Regions from separate parts of the Homo sapiens genome. Here region 1 is linked to region 2. A link is an interaction called in ENCODE POLR2A ChIA-PET data of the cell type or tissue named here. Cell type or tissue: A673. All regions are shown on one strand. Each heading gives the region's core, and the rest is flanking DNA. Links, peaks and the distances in the headings are about the cores only. Region 1 overlaps HIPK1 (homeodomain interacting protein kinase 1). Region 2 has its middle 160 kb from the start of TRIM33.

The links. Peaks named below come from ENCODE experiments on the same cell type or tissue, not always from the same donor. Only the 100,000 strongest peaks of a DNase experiment are listed, where the experiment ranks them.
Region 1: POLR2A ChIA-PET joins it to region 2 with 9 read pairs; 4 of 35 experiments call an interaction of 5 or more read pairs at or near these places.

What each region holds. Positions count from the first base shown.
Region 1 is chr1:113,932,560-113,936,958 of GRCh38, reverse strand. All of the region lies in intron 1 of HIPK1 (homeodomain interacting protein kinase 1), which reads right to left. Among named protein-coding and RNA genes, the nearest start is that of HIPK1-AS1, 5.2 kb to the right of the region's middle. In A673, for the core only: no CTCF peak of the experiment used is centred there; no DNase peak of the experiment used is centred there; H3K27ac peaks cover 1,500 bases.
Region 2 is chr1:114,351,085-114,355,483 of GRCh38, reverse strand. It overlaps the pseudogene LOC100421116. Among named protein-coding and RNA genes, the nearest start is that of TRIM33, 160 kb to the left of the region's middle. RefSeq lists enhancers at 1,983-2,483, 2,484-2,984 and a silencer at 2,323-2,617. In A673, for the core only: no CTCF peak of the experiment used is centred there; a DNase peak (open chromatin) is centred at 2,023.

The DNA.
Region 1 (4,399 bases), core at 153-4,152, 420 kb after region 2:
CAAAAGGAAGCAAATTTTCTAAATTTGTTTTCCATTAACAATGTTAATATTGTTCACCTAATTTTAACAATCTATCAAAAAACATAAACACAACTTTTATGTAACTTGAAGTATTTAGTGAAAGAATCTAAATAGAAAATTTGCAGTTTGTAGCAACTGTCTAGGAATAGGGGGGTCATAAAGTAATACTGAAAAGAATTCATGAAATACCAAATTTTTAAAAATGTATTCATTTTGGGAGGCCAAGGCAGGCAGATCATGAGGTCAGGAGTTCGAGACCAACCTGACCAACATGGTAAAACGCCATCTCTACTAAAGATACAAAAATTAGCTGGGCGTGGTGACACGCACTTGTAATCCCAGCTACTCAGGAGGCTGAGGCAGGAGAATCACTTGAATCCGGGAGGCAGAGGTTGTAGTGAGCTGAGATCATGCCATTGCATTCCAGCCTGGGCGACAGAGTGAGACTCCATCTCAAAAAAAAAAAGGATTCGTAACTAGATACTCTATAAAATTTTGCATTTGGCAGAGTAACATTATTGCCAACTTTTTACCCAAAAAACATAATAAAAGATTACTTATGATTTCAGATCTTCACACTGGGCACTGAAAAAAGTACAAGTTCTAGGATATTTTTCAGAATGTTTTAATATTAAATGATTATAGTTCTTATCCATAAAGACAAATTTAGTTCACCCAAGGGGAAAGGACAACTCAGAATTCTTTCACTGGTCTTCCCCACAGCAAGGGTGTGATGTACAAAAAGTCAGTATCAGACCACCGGGGTTCTTACAGTGTGGCTGAGACTCATTCTGACCTCAATTAACACAAGGTGAGAAGAAAATACAGAATCACAATGGCCTAGAAAAACCAACAGACTCTTATTTATATTCTACTCTGAAACTCAGCTAAAACAGCAATTTCTAGACACAGGATAAAGATATTATGTTCTATTAAACTTGCCTTTGCAAGTGGGGAGGCAATTCTCTTCCTAGGTGGAGAGCTTTCAAACAACAACAACAACAAAAACAGAATTAACATCTGTGGAAAACTTACTATATATCAGAATCTGTGAGGCAAATTACAGATATTTTCAATTCAATGTGAATAGCAACTCAATAAATTAAAAAGCTATTTTTGACACACTTGCAGTCAACAAGCATATGAAAAATTGCTCAACATCACTAATCATTAGAGAAATGCAAATCAAAACTAAAATGAGATACCATCTCACACCAGTCAGAATGAATATTATTAAGAAGTCAAAAAATAACAGATGCTGGCAAGGTTGTGAAGAAAAGGGAACACTTATACTGCTGATGGGAGTATAAATTAGTTCACCCATTGTGAAAAGCAATGTGGCAATTCCTCAAAGAATTTAAAACAGAATTACCATTAGATCCAGCAATCCCATCACTGGGTAAATACCCAAAGGAATATAAATCATTCTACCACAAAGACACAAGCATATGTTCACTGCAGCACTATTCACAATAGGAAAGACATGAAATTCAACCTAAATGCCCATCAATGGTAGACTAAAGAAAATGTGATACATATACACCATGGAATACTATGCAGCCATAAAAAAGAACAAGACCATGTCCTTTGCAGCAACAGGCAACATGGATGAAGCTGGAGGGCCACTATCCTAAACAAACACAGAACAGAAAACCAAGTACTGCATGTTCTCACTTAAAAGTGGGAGCTAAAGAACGAGAACACATGGACACAAAGAGGCCAACCACAGACACTGGGGCCTACTTCAGGGTGGAGGGTGGGAGAAGGGAGAGGATCAGAAAAAATAAATGTCAGGCACTATGCTTATTACCTGGACGACAAAATATCTGTACACCAAACCCCTGTGACATATAGATTACCTATATAACAAACCAGCACATGTACCCCTGAACCTAAAATAAAGGTTTAAAAAAAAAAAACAGCTGATTCTTTTTTTTTTTTTTTTTTTGAGACAGGTTCTCACCACTGTCAGTGAGGCTGAAATGCAGTGGTGTGATCACAGCTCACTGTATCCTCGAAATCCTGGGCTCAAGCAATCCTCTGCTTCAGCCATCCAAGTAGCTAGGACTACAGGCACACACCAGGACGCTTGGCTAATTTCTACAGGCACATGCCACAGTTGGCTAATTTTTTTTTTTTTTTTTTTTTTTTTTCAGAGATGAGGTCTTACTATGTCACCCAGGCTGGTGTCAAACTCCTGCTCTAAAGCAATCCTCCTCCTGCCTTGGCCTCCCACGATATTGAGATTACAGGCATGAGCCACCGTACCTGGCATAAAAAGTTATTTTTGACTTCCTGAAAATGCTGCGCCTCTTGACTCCAGCAATAAATGAAGTCTTTACATTTCAAATCTGACTTTCCAAGGACTTAACCATCTCAATATAATGACAAATTTGCCCAGTTCATTAATACCAAAGTAGCAATGATGGGCAAAAGATCATTGGTACTTGTACTTATTGCTAAAAGATAATAGCTAGAATCCAAGGCTTTCAAAAACAGATTAACAACTTTCCCACTCCCTGGCATGGTCACATCCATTTAACATTATTTACTGGGTGCTCCACACTATAAGCACTATAGGCAAATAATCTTATTAAAAGGATCCAAATATTATAACCCTGAATGGAACAGTTGGATAAGACAACCCAGGTAATCATTTTCCATTGATTTGTCCTTACCCCTCAGTAACCTTTTTCCTGACACACCAGTAATAAATTCCTGTTGCTTTTGCTCAATGTTATCTTTGCCTCTTTCATACAATTTAACAGCTGGTTAGCCAAATGACCTAAAAACTGTACTATATATTGATTTCTTGCTCCAGCACTTATCCTCAGATGACATGAACACAGGTATACATATTGTCTATCACATACTCTGATACATATTTTTTACAGATGATAAGAGTACATCTTCTGTAAAAACAAAGTGAGACAAGTTTGGGAAGAAAATTCTTCCCAACAGAACACCTAAATCTCTCTCTACTCTCCTAAGTTTTCTCCACCCCTACTGCACAATCCCATACTTAAACAGCTTAACTGGTTTCCTCCAAATTGTACTCTCAACTTCCCCCCTTTATTTGAGACTCTGTCACCCAGACCGGAGTGCAGTACACGATCATGGTTCGTTCACTGCAGCCTGGACCTCCAGGGCTCAATCCACCCTCCTACCTCAGCCTCCCGAGTAACTGGGACTACCAGTACATGCCACCACGCCCAGCTAATTTTTTTGTATTTTTTGTAGAGACAGGGTTTCACCATGTTGCTCAGGCTGGTCTCAGACTCCTAAAGTGATCCACCTACCTCAGCCTCCAAAAGTGCTGGGATTACAGGTGTGAGCCACGATGCTGGCCTCAAGCCCCTTTTCTAAGCTCCCCTCTCCCAATTCATTATTCACCTCTCAACTGAAGCTTTTAAAAATGCACATCTGAAAAAAAAAAAGTGTACCTATCCCCCACTTAAAACCTTAGGACAAACACCAAAATTCCTAATTTGGATTACCAGGCCTTGCAAGATCTGGACCACGATTACTTGCACAGCCTTGTTTCATCTGCGCTTTTCCCCAGGCACTTTCTCTTCCAATACTACCAAGTCTCTCTGGGTTCCCACAATAGACCTTGCCTTCTCTGGCCCTAGTTCCTTCAACATGTTTCCTCTCTGAACTTCATTTTCCCCCTTAGGCTTTTCTTTTCCTAACTTTTACTTACCCTTCTAGTCTCTGCTTAAAGCTCACTTCTTCAGTGTGGCAGAGGCTGTTGCTTTGTATCAAAATCAATAGTTCACTTAGATTTATTTGGAATGACTACGGCAACAGAACAAAAGAAAAGTAAGTGCTTTGTGTTTAGTAAAAAGGTACTACATTTTAGTACCTGCACATAACAGTCTATAGGTCTATAAAGCTTAGAATTAAGAAAACTATACCTTGAGGAGTTTCCAGGATAAGAAAAAGTTAAAATTAACAAAGCAGAGATCAATATGAAACATAAACAATATGCCAGCAAAGGCTGAAGGAAAACGGGACTTAAGTAAGGCAACAGCAGTTTGGAGAATGGAAGATGGAGGAGGCTCTTTCAGAAGAATGAGATGACTTTTGCTATGCTAGTATGCCAAAGGATGTGGAAAAATAAAAAACCGTGTAGAGTAAGGAGATATATTTAACTGGAGCAGAAGACACTAGCAAAAAAGTACTGGAACTCTTACAGATAAAAGGGACCTTAAAGATTCTAAAACCCCCTAATTCCGAGATGAGAAAAAGGCGATCCAGGCCAGGCATGGTGGCTCACGCCTGTAATCTCAGCACTTTGGGAGGCCGAGGCAGGTGGATCACTTGAGGTCAGGAGTCTGAGACCAGCCTGGCCAACATGGCAAAACCCTATCTCTAC
Region 2 (4,399 bases), core at 279-4,278:
AGTACTTACCAAATCATTTTCTATTCCCCCTTTTTCAAGGCAAGAAAACCCAACTGATGAAGTGTCTTAAACCTTTCATGCTTTGCTGGTTCCATAGACTCATGGACTTTTCATACACAATCTCTCCATTCATCAGACCTCATCCTTTATTGCCTCATCACATTCTGTTCCCATTCTTCCACTTCCATATTCATAACCTTTTTGCCATGTTTCTTTTCTCTCAAATCAAACCAGACCAGATGTTTCAGTCAGCGCATAACTATTCGCATCCAAATTTGTACAAGAGGTCAGCTAACTGCTGAGTCTCAGTCCTACAGGACACCTACCCAATTTTAGTGGGGATGTACATAGTGGAGGTCAGAGGCTACCCATCATGACTGAAAGGCTGATTCCTTTTCAATTCACCAACAAACTGCATTTATTTATTTATTTTTTTATATTGAGACAAGTTCTCACTCTGTTGCCCAGGCTGGAGTGCAGTGGCGTGATCATGGCTCACTGCAGCCTCAACCTCATGGGCTCAATGCATCCTCCCACCTCAGACTCCCTAGTAGCTGGGACCACAAGCATACATCACCACTCCTGGGTAATTTTTTAGTTTTTTGTAGAGATGGGGTGTCACTATGTTGCCTAGGCTAGTATCAAACTCCTGGGCTTAAGTGATTATCCAACTTGACCTCCCAAAGTGCTGGGATTACAGATGTAAGCCACCACATCTTGGCAGCTTCCATTCTCCTGGGCATCAGGACTCTATCACTCTAGCTATCTCTAATCTCTTCAGCTGTCTACTAAACTCCTCTTCAACTGGCCCACATTAGGAGGATTTAATGAAAGTCTTAAACCATACATTTTGTGGATTCATCAATGCTGAATTGTAGTAGCTGGCAGGAGAATTTATAATTGTGATAAGCGAACTGCTATCACTGCTTCTCCTGGAATTATAAAGGGAGACTGAGCTTGGGGCAACCTGAGTGATTTCAGAGACATGCAATATCTCATAGGTGGTGAGGAGGGAAAATGCTCGGTTTGTCTATGACAGACGCTTTCCTGGGTTTGAGACAGCAATAGTAGCCAGTCCCTATCCTGAAGTCTGGGTAGTGGGAGGATGCCTACTGTTGCTTGGATATTGAATGTTTCTGTTCCACTGAAGTGGCTGCTGAAGTATAGAGTGGTACCTCCTCTTCATCCTCTTCCAAATCTGAGAGTTGAAAGACAGCATCCCCAGGTGATTGGGTAAAACCTTTAGAGACAATACCAGGTTGCGGGGTCAAGAACAGTTCTCAAGTTCGGTTAAACAAGCCATTGCCAATGGTGCAGTTTGTGATCCTTTGAGGGGCTTGACTTGGAATTTTTCTGGCACAAAACCTGGAAGGGATCGGCACTACTGAGGCCTGTGATCCCTACCTGGTCGGTGCAGAGAAAGGCAAAGCTGTCTGTGGCCAGGCCCTTCTTTCTGGCCATTCAGAATCTCCATCTTCTGTTCCCATTCTTCAGCAAGACTAAGGCAGCAGCAGGACTAACTCTAAGACAATATAGACCATGTTTTAAAGATATTTAGCTACAGTGAGAAAGAGACAGAGAAGAAGTAAGCATGAAAGGGGATAGTTTGTTTATTAATGAGATAGTGGATCAAGTTCAAAGATGGTATGAGGGACCAACAGAGGAGAAGTTCGAGACTGAAGAGAGCTGGGATAATCAATTGAGTAAGTGTCCCAGGGTGGGATCAGCAAGGAGATGTGTGGGAGATGGGATCCAGAGCACGATGGTAGGATTTGCTTCTTACTTCCCCCACCCCCTAACCACGTTCTATTTTGGATGAAGAAAGCTTCCCTTAAGCAAACCAGACTAAAGGGAAACCAAGGATGGCCTTGCATGTCTTAATATTTCTTTATGTTTCAGACTGGCTTTTGCACTTTCCTGCAAGCTGACTCACACAGTCAGAAGGCCCTACCTCCTCCATGTGAAAACGGAGAGTTAATTTGCATGCTGCTGCCTTTGCCAAGCCTTCCTGTCTTACGTCCCCTCCCAGTTCCAGTGGCCCTCCCTCCTCCCCCACAGCTGGCCCACTGCCCACCTGTACTGTGGTACTGTCTGCCTGGAGTCTGAGGTCTTGCCTGCTCTACTTCCTGACTGAGCTTCCCCTGCACGGCAGAGAGGTCCTTCTCACCTAGCATCCTACTGAGGGCCTGCCACGGAGTAGGTATTTAATGAATGCTTCCCAATTCAGATGAAAAGAAATCTCATTCCATTAAGTTATTGATTTCGAATTGAAATTTTATCATTAATTGTGGGAGGCAACCCTGACTTCTTAGGCCCAATCCTCTCCTGTAGGTCTCCTAGAGAAAGACATGATTGGGAAGCAGAAAGGGTTTGATAGCTCAGCCTTCCCCATCTCCCCTTGGCTGCTCAGCGGAGCTGCCTCTTGAGAAATGCTGAGCTGCCTGCCAGCCCGTGCAGCCTGTCAGCTCCCATCTGCCAGCCCCATCTGCTCTTCCCCAGCCACACTGCTGTTCGCTGCTGCTGCTGGGCCCTCTCCTATCATCTCTGGCTCGGCCTCTACTTGCTGCCTCTCAGCTTCTCCCCAGGGAGCTGGTTGCCCTGACTTCCTTTGCACCTATTCTCCTCCTCCTGCCAGTTTCGGCTCAATTACCCTCCCCACACCGACTCATTCCTCCTGCAAGGGGTCTGAGGCTCCACTATCGAGCAGTCAAAAGGAAAAAAACATGGAGCCTTGCCTTTCCACCACACACACCACCTCCAACTCAGGCAGGCAGTCTCCCTGCTGAGGTTGAGGAGGGCAAGGCCTGAGGGTCTTACAGCAAGACAGGTCTCCTTAGGTGGGCAGCAAGCTCCTAGGCTGGGAACGGACAGAATCTTACTGCTCAATGGAATCTCAGATATCAAGTCTAGAGGCAGATGGGGAACAGCAACCCTGGAGGAGAGGCATATTGACCGGGGTGACACTGTTGGCTCCCTACAGAGCAGAGACTGGAACACAGGTTTCCTGACTTCATCCAGCCAATATTTACTGAGCATCATCTGTGTGCCAGGCAATTGATTAGATCCACACCTACCTCAAGAAGCTCATGGTCTCGTTTGCACTCCCAGCACAGGGCTCTTCCCAGTCACAGCTGCTGATATAGGATAAGTTTTAAGGCATTGCTATAAGCAAAAATGATTGCCATCTTCCTAACTTCATGCATGGCAAGGGCTTAAATGTCCTCACATCTTTATCCAACAAATTGGTCTCACTTTTCCCAGCCCCAGGTTTACAACAGCAGGGTTCACACAACCATCCTTTTTGCTTGTGGGGTGAGATTGTCCTAGGGGTGCTGGAGAATAACCTGGGTTTTACGCAGTGGTGATCAGGAGACCCCAGAGGCTTTGTCTCTGCAGCCTGCCTGCCTCCGACATGTTAACAGCAATCAGTATGATTTTGACCAATTTTTCTGACTTCACAGTTCCCGGGAAGCCCTTTTCTACATCAGACAGTTCCCTGTGAGCAACACCAGCTTTCCCAATGCCCTAAAACTATGTCCCCCACTTCTGTGACTTGATGTGTGGGAGACCACCATTAGTGTCTTTCCACAAGGTCATGTATTGTCATATTGATTCATTGAATCCAAAGACCTCTAGAAAAGTAACAATAGCCAACATTTATGAAATGCTCATTTTGTTCTAGGCCCTGTTTTAAGCACTTTTGGTGTAACAATTGTTTTAGTCTTCCTTGATGATTATGAAGTGTGCTACCATTATTAGTCTCATTTTAGAAATGAAGAAACTGAGGTTTAGAGGAGTTAAATAATTGCTCAAGATCCCAGTTGCTGGGAAGTGGTAGACCTCAGATTTAAACGCAGCTAACCTGACTTCAAGTCTATGCACTTCACTGCTATACCTCCCTGCGTTTGGTGCATGAAGTCACTATGACCTTGGTACCAATTCATTCCTCTGGGGCATTCCTCCATGGCAACTATAGAACAAGCTTTCGGGTGGGATGTCTACAATAATTGTGTAGGTGGGGAGGTGGTGATCCATCTTGTCCATCAGTTCCCATTGCCTCTGGGCCTGGCCTGACATGAGTTGGGACAGCGTCCACCACATCAGGAATGTGGCACTTGCCAGGGCCCAGGAGCCAGTGGCTGAGGTGTGGGGTGGGTGGATGCCTGGGAGCTCGGAGATGCTGGAGCACGTAGGCTCAAGCTTGCAGTGCTGGCCTGTCTTCTACTGCTTTGCTCTGGACATGTAAGAAAACTGCGTCCCCAGCCTGGCCAGTCAACAAGCCAAGAGAGTGGCATAGGTGGGTGGCAGTGGATGGAGGGTGCTGAGCACAAAGGCCAGCACAACCTCAGTACCCTCCACTCTCACATGGTCCGACTCCTTTTAGCCCCAAGGAAGGGAG